2 separate regions of the Mus musculus genome follow, and region 2 is linked to region 1. A link is a loop called in an ENCODE intact Hi-C map of the cell type or tissue named here. Cell type or tissue: left cerebral cortex. All regions are shown on one strand. Region 1 overlaps Mrtfb (myocardin related transcription factor B). Region 2 has its middle 35 kb from the start of Gm32596.

Evidence for each region. Hi-C counts contacts between places; a loop is a spot of excess contacts. Peaks named below come from ENCODE experiments on the same cell type or tissue, not always from the same donor. Only the 100,000 strongest peaks of a DNase experiment are listed, where the experiment ranks them.
Region 2: a loop joins it to region 1, with 7 times the contacts of the local background. A loop is called at or near these places in 5 of 42 quality-filtered maps.

The regions. Positions count from the first base shown.
Region 1 is chr16:13,355,829-13,360,828 of GRCm38, reverse strand. The region is part of intron 3 of Mrtfb (myocardin related transcription factor B); the gene reads right to left. All of the region lies in intron 3 of LOC115488652 (a long non-coding RNA gene), which reads left to right. Among named protein-coding and RNA genes, the nearest start is that of Gm15738, 64 kb to the left of the region's middle. In left cerebral cortex, a CTCF peak has its summit at 2,969; DNase peaks (open chromatin) are centred at 1,216, 2,558, 2,856 and 4,593; H3K4me3 peaks cover 3,571 bases; H3K27ac peaks cover 4,581 bases.
Region 2 is chr16:13,192,211-13,197,210 of GRCm38, reverse strand. No RefSeq gene overlaps it. Among named protein-coding and RNA genes, the nearest start is that of Gm32596, 35 kb to the right of the region's middle. In left cerebral cortex, no CTCF peak of the experiment used is centred here; DNase peaks (open chromatin) are centred at 414, 2,132, 3,375 and 3,957; H3K27ac peaks cover 4,519 bases.

The DNA of each region.
Region 1 (5,000 bases):
TTGATATGTGGTTATATCATTTTACTCTCATCCCCTATTACTGCAAATGAGTAAAAATACATAATATGTTAAATATGTTAAACATGTCAAGCTCAGTTCCATTCGATTCTGGTGAGATGTGGATTTCATTATCAGTCATTTCTGTGGGGTGTCTTAAAACATGACCTCTTTATGAATTTGCATTTGTGAATATGCAGGCCACTTCTTTATAAGAAAAATATATGTTGGCTCTTAAACTTTAACTTTTGCATAGAAGCAGGCAGTAACAAAGGGCTTTCAAGTGAGTGAGAGGGTGAATGTGAAACTGATACTGCACCCAGCCTCCCATGTAAATAGAAGGACATGGGAACTATTCCTTCTCATTGTACAGACAAGGAAACCAAAGTGCAGAGCAGTAAACACTAGGTCCATCCAGGGCCACAAAAGTCATGCTGTACCTGGGCTTGAGCCTAAAGACCTGTCACTCACAGCCTCTCTTTGCTCTTTCAATACTACACTGTTTACTGCACTGTATAACCCTCAGGATTGCCAGGGAGATTCTAATTATGTGATCAATCAGCTCATGATTCTTCTACCATGGACACATGTCTGCAGGATGTATGTATGTATGTATGATGTATGCATGCACGGTGTTGGGAATCAAACCTGGGACTCTTACGTGCTAGGCACATGCTTCACACCTCTCTACTCCTTATGTTCATACTTTTGATCCTTGCTTCCTAAGTCCTTTAAATCACATTCTGCTGTTTTGTTATCTTTTTATTTCTCCTATTCTATTTAACTTGCCTGATTTCACAAGCATACAAACCTGTTTTAAATATATGGCATTAAGAGGAACTGACATTTAAACAGCTTAACCGATGCAAAAGGAATTCTTAAACTGTTTTATCAATGAATGATTTAAAAACTTTAAGCCCACCTGACCCCTGTAACGAGTCTCCGTGTGTCCTAAAAACTCCCCTGGCACTGACTGTTCCAGCAATCTGCAGTAACACACACTGTGTAGAGGCAGAGCATGCCCATTGTTCAGTTCTTGGCAGCAGTAACTTACATTTCACTCTGTGTTATCTGTTGTGACCTAGGTGTTTCCTGACCATTCTCAAAAGCAGTTTGACTCCGGGAAGTCAAAGAATGATTTATTTTCATCTTTTGCAAGCTACAGCACGCCCTCATCATTTGCACTCTTAGTATCTGAGAGAAAAGGATGGAAGCACTCGCTACTCAGGGCAACAGGGTTCCTTACAGGCGATCTGTCTGCAGGAGGAACCGGAGCTGAGCAGGCCAGGAAGGGTCTGCAGACAGAGCTGAGGGAGTGAGGAAGGAAGCCTCCCCGAGAGGACTGGGTGGGCACGGGGATCAATAACACTCAGGTCTCAATCTGTTCAGATTCGGGCTTCCTCACCCACAGCCCTTGCTCTCCGCTGTAACAGAAGCATGCTGCGCAAACAGGAACAGGAATTCCCAGATCTCTGGCCATTTTCTTAATTAGTGCAGTGCTTGCCGACAATTCTAACCACCAGTAAGCATTCACAAGCTTATTTGCTTGCTTTTTTTTTTTTTTTAAATCAAACTATGCAACATGCTTTTAAATCAATATGCAGATAATGCACACACAGCTGAGTCATCATTTCAGGACTCAAGGAGACAAACAACAAACGTCCAACATATTAATCGGGAAAATTATTTTTCCTGGAATTATGTGGCTGTAAACACAAATAAAGCAGTGTTCTGGTTAATAATAAAAATGGAATAGCCTCTCCAAAACCCACAGGGTTTGGAGGAGAATCCCCAAACTGGGAAAAATACACAAACAAATCTGGACAAATTAAACTGAAGCCAGGACTGGCTTCCTAACTGTCATTATCAGTAGCAATTATTGCCAACTGTTCATGTCCTGTCAACTCTGTCTCTCTGCAAGCAGGATTAAACATTCACCATAGAGAACTCAGGAGTAAGGGCAACAGCAAACAGAGAGACACACAGACATACAGTGGTAGACAGACATGCCAGCCAGCAAGGTGACAGGAACAGGAATGTAGCCATCCTGCCCTGTCCAGAGACAGACTGACCTTCCTTGAGACTTTTCTGGTTGCTTCCCTCAAGGCATTCCTTTTCTTTGAAAGGTTCAAAATCCTCAGCAGTTAAAATTTCTGGGAAGCCTTGTGGCTGCTTCTTGGAGCTATCGATCATGGTGAAGACTTCTGGAGACAGGCAGCATCCAGCAGGAGATAAGCTTGATTCGCAGGACAGTAGAGAGCACAGAACACTCTGGTCCTGCTCCCTCCTCACAGCACACTGGTCACAGAGCAATTAAGTCTCTAAGTGACATAAGGCAGCCATTCGCTTGGAGTTCCCAGCTTGACCTGCAGACACACTCCTTCGGGTGGGAGCCTTTAACTCTTCCACACTAGAGGAAGGCAGAGGCTGCGAGGCACGACTCTTAAGATCCCACCCCCTTTCCCAGCCATCCCCCTTCCCTTTGCCATTCCAGCCTCCCCCGCGCTGGCTGCTTCAATCTGCAGCTAGATGCTCCCAATCATCTGACGAGCACTGAGTCAAGCAGTTAAAAATAAAATCTCTAGCTATTAAAGAGAAACCTTTGCTGATAACAGGAAGATGAACGGCTGGCTGCCGTCTCTGCTGTGCTCTCTGTAAGCAAAGCCCTGGGCTGTGAAATACTTCACACTGGCCAGACGAGCCCATGCATTACTCATGAAGTTCTCCAGCTAAACAAATGACAGAAGAGGACATCCAAAGGAAGCAGTTTTATCTCTGCAGAGGCACCTCACTGAATAAACATGCTACCAGCACATGTGGGTGGAAAGCATCCCTTCCCTCCCACGTTCCTCTGTGGGAGCCTCTTGCTACATAGGGCTATCCCTGGCAGAGCTTTATAGCCAGGAATGTGCTGCAAATCCGGCTGCTTCCTTGGCTATTCAGAGCCCATGGAGCAGCAGTTTGCCTTTGTGCCACTAGTCGGCTGAGAGAGCTAGCATCACTAGGATTCTTTTTTAAAGGAGAATTGTTCTCCCAAGTACAAAGCAACACCACTAAGAGATGTTCCTAAAAGATTTAATCAGCGATGGGCTGGAGTTTCATTTCACAACACGCGTGCCTTTTCTGCAAGGTACAGGTGGCTACTCACACATGCAAGGGGCACTCTGGAAGGAAATGTTTATGGATGGAAATTCCAGGCAACGTGGAAACAAGTTTGTTTCCACATACACCAAACACACACCAGCAGACACAATAATTTTTAGAGTTCAAACCATGTGCCTTTGCATAGAGCTCCCATATGCCCATCAACAAATGGTAGTGGCACAAGAGCCGTGCTCGATGAGGAGTCTTGTCGAATGAGTAATTTTACTTGTACACAGCCAAGGGACAAGACTAAGCTGAAAAAAAAAAATACAGGAGAAAATAGCTGACAACACTGTTCCTGACCAGTGACCAGGCACGACTGATGGATGATGAAGAAAAAAGCCTCTAAAGGATGGATATTTCTTCTGAAGAGAAAATGAGGTGATATTAGTCATACACAGCATGGCCTCGGTGGACTGAAGAAAGGGTTACATCCTGCACACAGGTGAAGCAGTATTTCCCCTCCTAGCACAGAGGGGTTTGGATCAAACATCCTGAAAATCTTTTGCCTCTGGTTTCAAGGCAGTCAACCCACACTATCCTACTGAGATTGCTATCTGCCCTTCTCCCACATCTCTGGAGAATGGGATTTTACAACATATGACATGTTTCTTGTCAACGGAGGCTCCTTTTGAAGCAACAGAAGTCTTCCAGCATAGTCTAAGTCTAAGAGCACATGGAAGTGTCTATCACACTGCCCTCAAGCAAACCTCTGCTACTGTCCCCTGTCTCTGGACCTAGTTTCCCGATACAGCATTCCTGTCCTTCCAAGAGTCACAAGGAGTGACTGCTCTTTACTGGGTACTTCATCAACTTTTTTGCACATATTACACGGTATCCCAGCAGTCCTGCTGAGCTTCATGGTGATTTGAACATTACAGACATTGAAGAACGAAGACCAGGATCACAAAGGCTTAGAACTGAAGCAAAGTTGCTGTTCTCCACAGAGGAAGGTCTTCGTATTGCACTGCACTGCCTAGTTTCTCTACACTAGGCCCGAGTTCTAAGTTTTGGCTAGAGACATGTAGCAGCACAAGTCATGAGTTTATCACATCCCTGCTCTTTGGGGAGTAACCACAAGGCACTAATTTATAAAAGTATTTTAACTTTTTATGAAGCAGTAACACTTTATCTATTTATCTATCAATCAATCAGTTATCCTGTTGATAGACTTGCAAAATCAGTATTATCAACTCAATTTACAGATGGGAAAACTGAGAGATAGCATATCTCATAAGTGAGGCCAGGATTCTTATAAAACAAACTTGGCTCTAGTGCTTCCATCTTACAGTGCTTTGCAAAAGGAACAGTAAAAACAACAGGGAGCATGCACTTTTCTAGGGTGCTGCTCAATGTTTTCAGTTTATAGGTTCAAACACACACACATATTTTACACTCATCACTTTAAAACTTGAAACTCTGTGTCGTCGACGTCTTTGTGAAGGAAACTCTGCCGACACGTTATCTCTCCATGAAAGTGTCAGCCTCCCATCAACGAAGCACCATCTGCTGCAGGCTTATAGCAAAGCCTCAGCTTTGTCATTTTGAAAAGAAATAATTTCTCTAGTAATGGAGATACCTAAAAAATGTTTTTGCTGTTTTTCAAAGAATTTGAAATAGTTTCAAATTCACAAAGCATTTTCCCCAAACTTTCTGTGAGAATTTCTGATACTATCTCTTCAAGAGCATTGTTGAGCATGTTCTTACACATAAGGCTACCTTTTTACAGAGCCATAGCCTTCTTGTTCCTGCTCTGTCCTCTCACCCTTCCCCCCCTCCATTCCCACCACCCCTCTCTCCACATGCTCATGGCTGGCCTCTACTTCTCTGCTTCCTCGATCTCTCTCTCTCTCTCTCTC
Region 2 (5,000 bases), 160 kb after region 1:
GATAGCACTTGGTGGGAGCCATTTTTCTCCATGATGTCAAAAGCAGCTCCCCAGGGGAACCAACACTTTGGAAGGCTGGGAGGTTCCTGGGGATGGTCCCTTTAGTCATCTTTTCTGCAGACCCCCCCTCAAGGCCCCAGCTTTGTGCTGTCCTCCTCAGCGAGATCTGTCTGTCTCTTGCTTTTCTTTCTTAATTCGATTTTCTCTGGCTCAGAATCAAGATCAAAAGAGGAAATTCTTTACAGTCTTTAAGGAGTGATTCCCAGAGGCTCACTCTTGAGAGGCATACATAATTACCATAATTATTTTAAAAGACATCTTCTGGCTCACTCGCCCTCTTTTCCATTTCTCCTACAGGCTTGAGGAAAAGGAGGACAGAGACGAAGCTGCAGCTGGACCAGCATACATCATGTTCTCATAACCAAAGTGGGAGAAATGTGTGCTCCCTCAAGGTCCATCAGAGAGCCGTGGGTGGCTGTGGGTGGCAAGGACAGCACTATCTACCAGCATGCAATCTAACAGCCATCTAAAGGGAAAGTTGCTCCCTTTATAATCTGTTTCTGAGCGCTTTCATTTCAGAATGTCTCAAGTTGGTGCTAGATTCAGCCTGGACACCTTCTCCTAAATGGCTAACTTTATTTTTAATGACACCAGCAATATTCCCCAGACTTAGACAGAATAAGCAAAAAACAAAACACACACACACAAAAAAATAGATACACTTTAATAGAAATTGATGCTTCCTCCTGTGTGTGTGTGTGTATGTGTGTGCATGTGAGTGTGTGAGTGCTGTGAGTGTGTGTGTTAGTGCGCCTGTGTGTGGTGTGTGTGCACGTGTGTTCATGTGTATGTGTATGTGAATGTGCACATACTCATGTGTTGCCCTCAGCACTAAATCCTCAAGCCTTCACAACCCCAATGGACTCTTTTATATGTATTCTTGGGATAGAACTCAGGTTTTCATGCTTGTGGAACAAGCACATTATCTACCGAGCCCTTTCCCCAGCCCTGCTGTATGTATATTTTGCAATCTATGAAAGAGGCTTGTTCCTGCTTCTATTAAGAAGACAAATGATAAACAATGAACAGGGAAACTTGGAGAAGCCAGCCAGATTCTTAATCCCCAGTCAAGGAACTGGCTTTTCAGTTAGCATGCCCAAGAAAGGTTCCTGTTGATCTAACTGGCCAGCTGTTAACACGGGTGGGCATTAGGTGAGATGGGTGTGGGGTGGAGCGTGGTCCTTAGATGACAGGTGTTGTTGTTATTGTTGTTGATGATGATGTTGTTGTTTCAGGGCTGGGAACTGAACCCAGGGCTTCCAGAATATTCGACAGCTCTGTCTCTGAACACCCGAGCCTTGGGTGAAGGTGTTTGTAATCTCAAAAGTTGATCATCAGTGTATATACTTTGGGGCACAATTTAGAGAGGCCAGTAGCTGCAAACCCACCTTAGTAGTAGCCATAACTGACTTCCTAGAGTAGACAATGACTACTCAAATCTGGGAATCTAGTGGAAGGAACCATCCCTGGCTGTGGGGCCTGTCACCTGACACTCTGGTCCATCCACAGTGATATCCAGGTCTAGGCAATGAGAGAAGCACAAGGCCTTCTGTTGGTGGTGCTGGGGTTGAGACTTCTCCACTGGCTCTGAACCTCGGAGACTGAGACGTTAGTTTCCCATGGCCATTTCTTTTAACATACGGGGGAGTCAACAGTGAGGCAGTAGAAAAGGATAATGGGGGTGGGGAGAGAAACCCAATCCTGATGGTATCATTTCCATCCCTGGACCCAGCTCTGCCTGAAGCTAAACTCTATACGCATGGTTTTCAGAGGCTACTGCGAAGCCAGTGAATTCTCCTTTCATGTAATCCTGTTAGATTTGCTATTCCAGTCACTTGCAACCACAAGAGTCTTAACTGATGAAATGGCTCAGTAAAAATCCTTGGCAATGGTGACAGAAAGAACCCTAGGCATAGTGTGTTCTCTGGAAGCAGAGGAAGGGGACCAAGGAGTTCAAGAGCACCTTTAGCTGTGTATCTAGTTGAGGTCTAGCTTGGGATAAAGAGACTTCGTCTTAAAAAAGCCAAAACAGAACAGAATACAGAAATAGCTCTGGGGCGTGGCCTACTGAAGTAGGAAAGTGGCAGTGCCTACACATTGGCACATGAACAGTTACCGCTGTCTCAGAAGCTCCAAATGCTTCACATCCACACAGCGCAGGCTGCATTTAATTTAATTTGCAACAATTTTGTCACAGAGGCTCAAACCTCATCAGCATTTTATACGTGGGGAAACTGAGGCCCAGGGACCCTCTGTGAAGCCTAGTGGCCCCAAGACACTTCTGGCTACTAATACTAGCCCCAACCATCAGCCATTGCTTCCTTCTTCCTCCCACCTCCCCTCTTCTTCCCCTACCTGTCTCCTTCCTTCCTTCCTTCCTCTCCTCTCCTCTCCTCTCCTCTCCTCTCCTCTCCTCTCCTCTCCTCTCCTCTCCTCTCCTCTCCTCCCCTCCCCTCCCCTCCCCTCCCCTCCCCTCCCCTCCTCTCCCCTCCCCTTCCCTCCCCTTCCTCCCTCTTCTTTCTTTTTGAGACAGGACTTACAATGTAGTCCAGGCTGGCCTCGAACTCATGGTCTATACACCTCAGCTTCCTCAATGGTGGGATCATAGAGGTGTGCATCATAATCTAGGCAACCTTTTGTGGTGAAAGCAAAACTCTGACAAGGTATGATGGGAAAGTGTGGCTGTAAGGTGTCACATAGCGACACTCATATACTGTGTGCCAGGATTGTCACCCCCAGGAACTGTACAGTATTCAGCTATATGACTGTCAACATCCCTAAAAGAGTCAAGCTCTTTCTGACACATTTCAAATGTAGGACCCCAGGGTGAGATCAGGGCACCCTGTTCATTAGCAGTGTGATATTAGGTATATCTCTTGTCTGCCCTCCAGGAAAGTAGATACTAGCAGCCACAGCTTCCTTCAACTCCCAGGCTATGGCAACATCAAAAGAGAAAGGATTTGCCAAGTCAAAGGAAGGGACTATGGGAAGATACTGGAATTGCTTGACTCCCATAGTGAACAGGCCATGTGTGAACCAACCCCACCTCTTCCTCTCCACTTAGGACTGGGAAGAAGCAGACTGAATGGTGACCTGAAAGGAACCTTTCTGTCCCCAAAGAGAGAGAGATAAGAATTGTGAAGCAGAGAATCAAGCACCACCACGGGCGCTTGAGAGTTTATTTTTACCCTGTTATCTGGATCCTGAAATGTCAGGCTTGGAGCTGCCTCATGCTCCCCGCAGTGTGGCAACCCAGCCTGGAGATGGGCCTCCTCTCCTCCTCTGCTTCCCCTGCCTTTCTGTGAGAGTCTCAGTGCTATGGTGATAGGAGGCATGGAAACACTGGAAGAGAGAAGGGGGAGGCAGGAGCTTTTATTTGGATTTCATACAGGCTCACTTTCTCATGGGAACAGGGCGTGCAGAATGGAGGGCCTTGGCAGTGACAGGCAGTACCTACTGCAAGGTTTGGTCCATGTGAGCTCTGTGTTACAGAGCACACAAGCCCAACCAAAACCAGCTTATATAATAAAGAACGTTTATGTGGCTGAGGCCATTAAAATACCCTGCAGTAGGCTGGGCTTCAGGCGAGGCTGCATCCTGGTACTCAATGCTGTTGCAGGACTTGGTGTCCTCTACCACTTAGCTTTGCCTTCTGTGCCATTGGCATATGCTTGGAAGCCACTCTGCTCCTCTATGGCCTACAGTTCTAGAGCCTTTTTCCTCTGTGGTCACAAATAGCTGCAATGGTTCTAAGTGTCACAACTTTGTTCCCAGGAATAAGAGAGGAAGCAGGGTCTCTTGGGTTGTTTTGGCCTCTGAGTGGGTTCCATGCCCATCTCTCAAGTCAATCACTCTGATGTGAAGGCAGCAAGTGGGAGATACGTCTGAATCATCTTAGCCCAGTCTTGAAGGTTAGGGATGGATGCCAGGCTGCAGACACAAGCCTGTCTTGTGGTTGGTTCGTGTTTTAGTTTCATTCATTCCTCCCCAGGAAGCCTCTGAGGTTTCAAATGATTATTCTTAGTCAAAATGTACCAGTGTTAATTTTTTATCTTAAGTTCATCTGGGAATCTCTGTTCTAAGTGTCCCATGTCTGTGGCTAGAGAGGTGGCAGCGTTAGTAAGGAAGGGCCTGCCATGCAAGCACGGGCACCTGAGTCTGGATCCTTACAGTCATCTTTAAAAAGTCAGTCATGTCACTGCACATGTGCAATCCTAGAGCTGAGGGGGTATGAAGGGGCAGACAGTGGAGGATCCTGGGGCTCGTAGACCAGCCAGTCAGTGAACAATGTGTTTAGTGAGAAACTGTGAATCAAAACAGAAGAGATAAGAAAGAAACCCAATGTTGACCTCTGCCTTCTGAACACACATACATGTGCACATACATATATGCTTCACACATGTGCTACAAACACACACATGCACATATGCATGTGATGCACATATACATGCATATAAACATACACATGTGCTGAACACACATACACATGTGCTGCATCCACATATGAACATACACATGTGCTGCACACAAATACACATGTGCTGCATACACTTAGAAATATATACATGTGCTTCACACACATCACATACAAATGTGCTGCACATACCCACATGCACATACACAGGTGCTGCACACAAATATACATGTGCTGCACACACATAGAAATATACACATATGCTGCATATACATATGAACATACACATGTGCTGCACATACATACACATGTGCTGCATACACACACACACACACACACGCACACACACACACAGAGATACCACATACACAAAAAATGAGATCCTCAAATCTGTGTTCTAAAAGTTTCATCCAGTCTATAAAATCTCTCCTGAAAAGACAGGTTAGAATTTCACATTCATACTCCATTCTTGGAAATCAAGCTCCATCCCTAGCCTGTCAGGCACTTAGTCCCTCACATAGGTTTA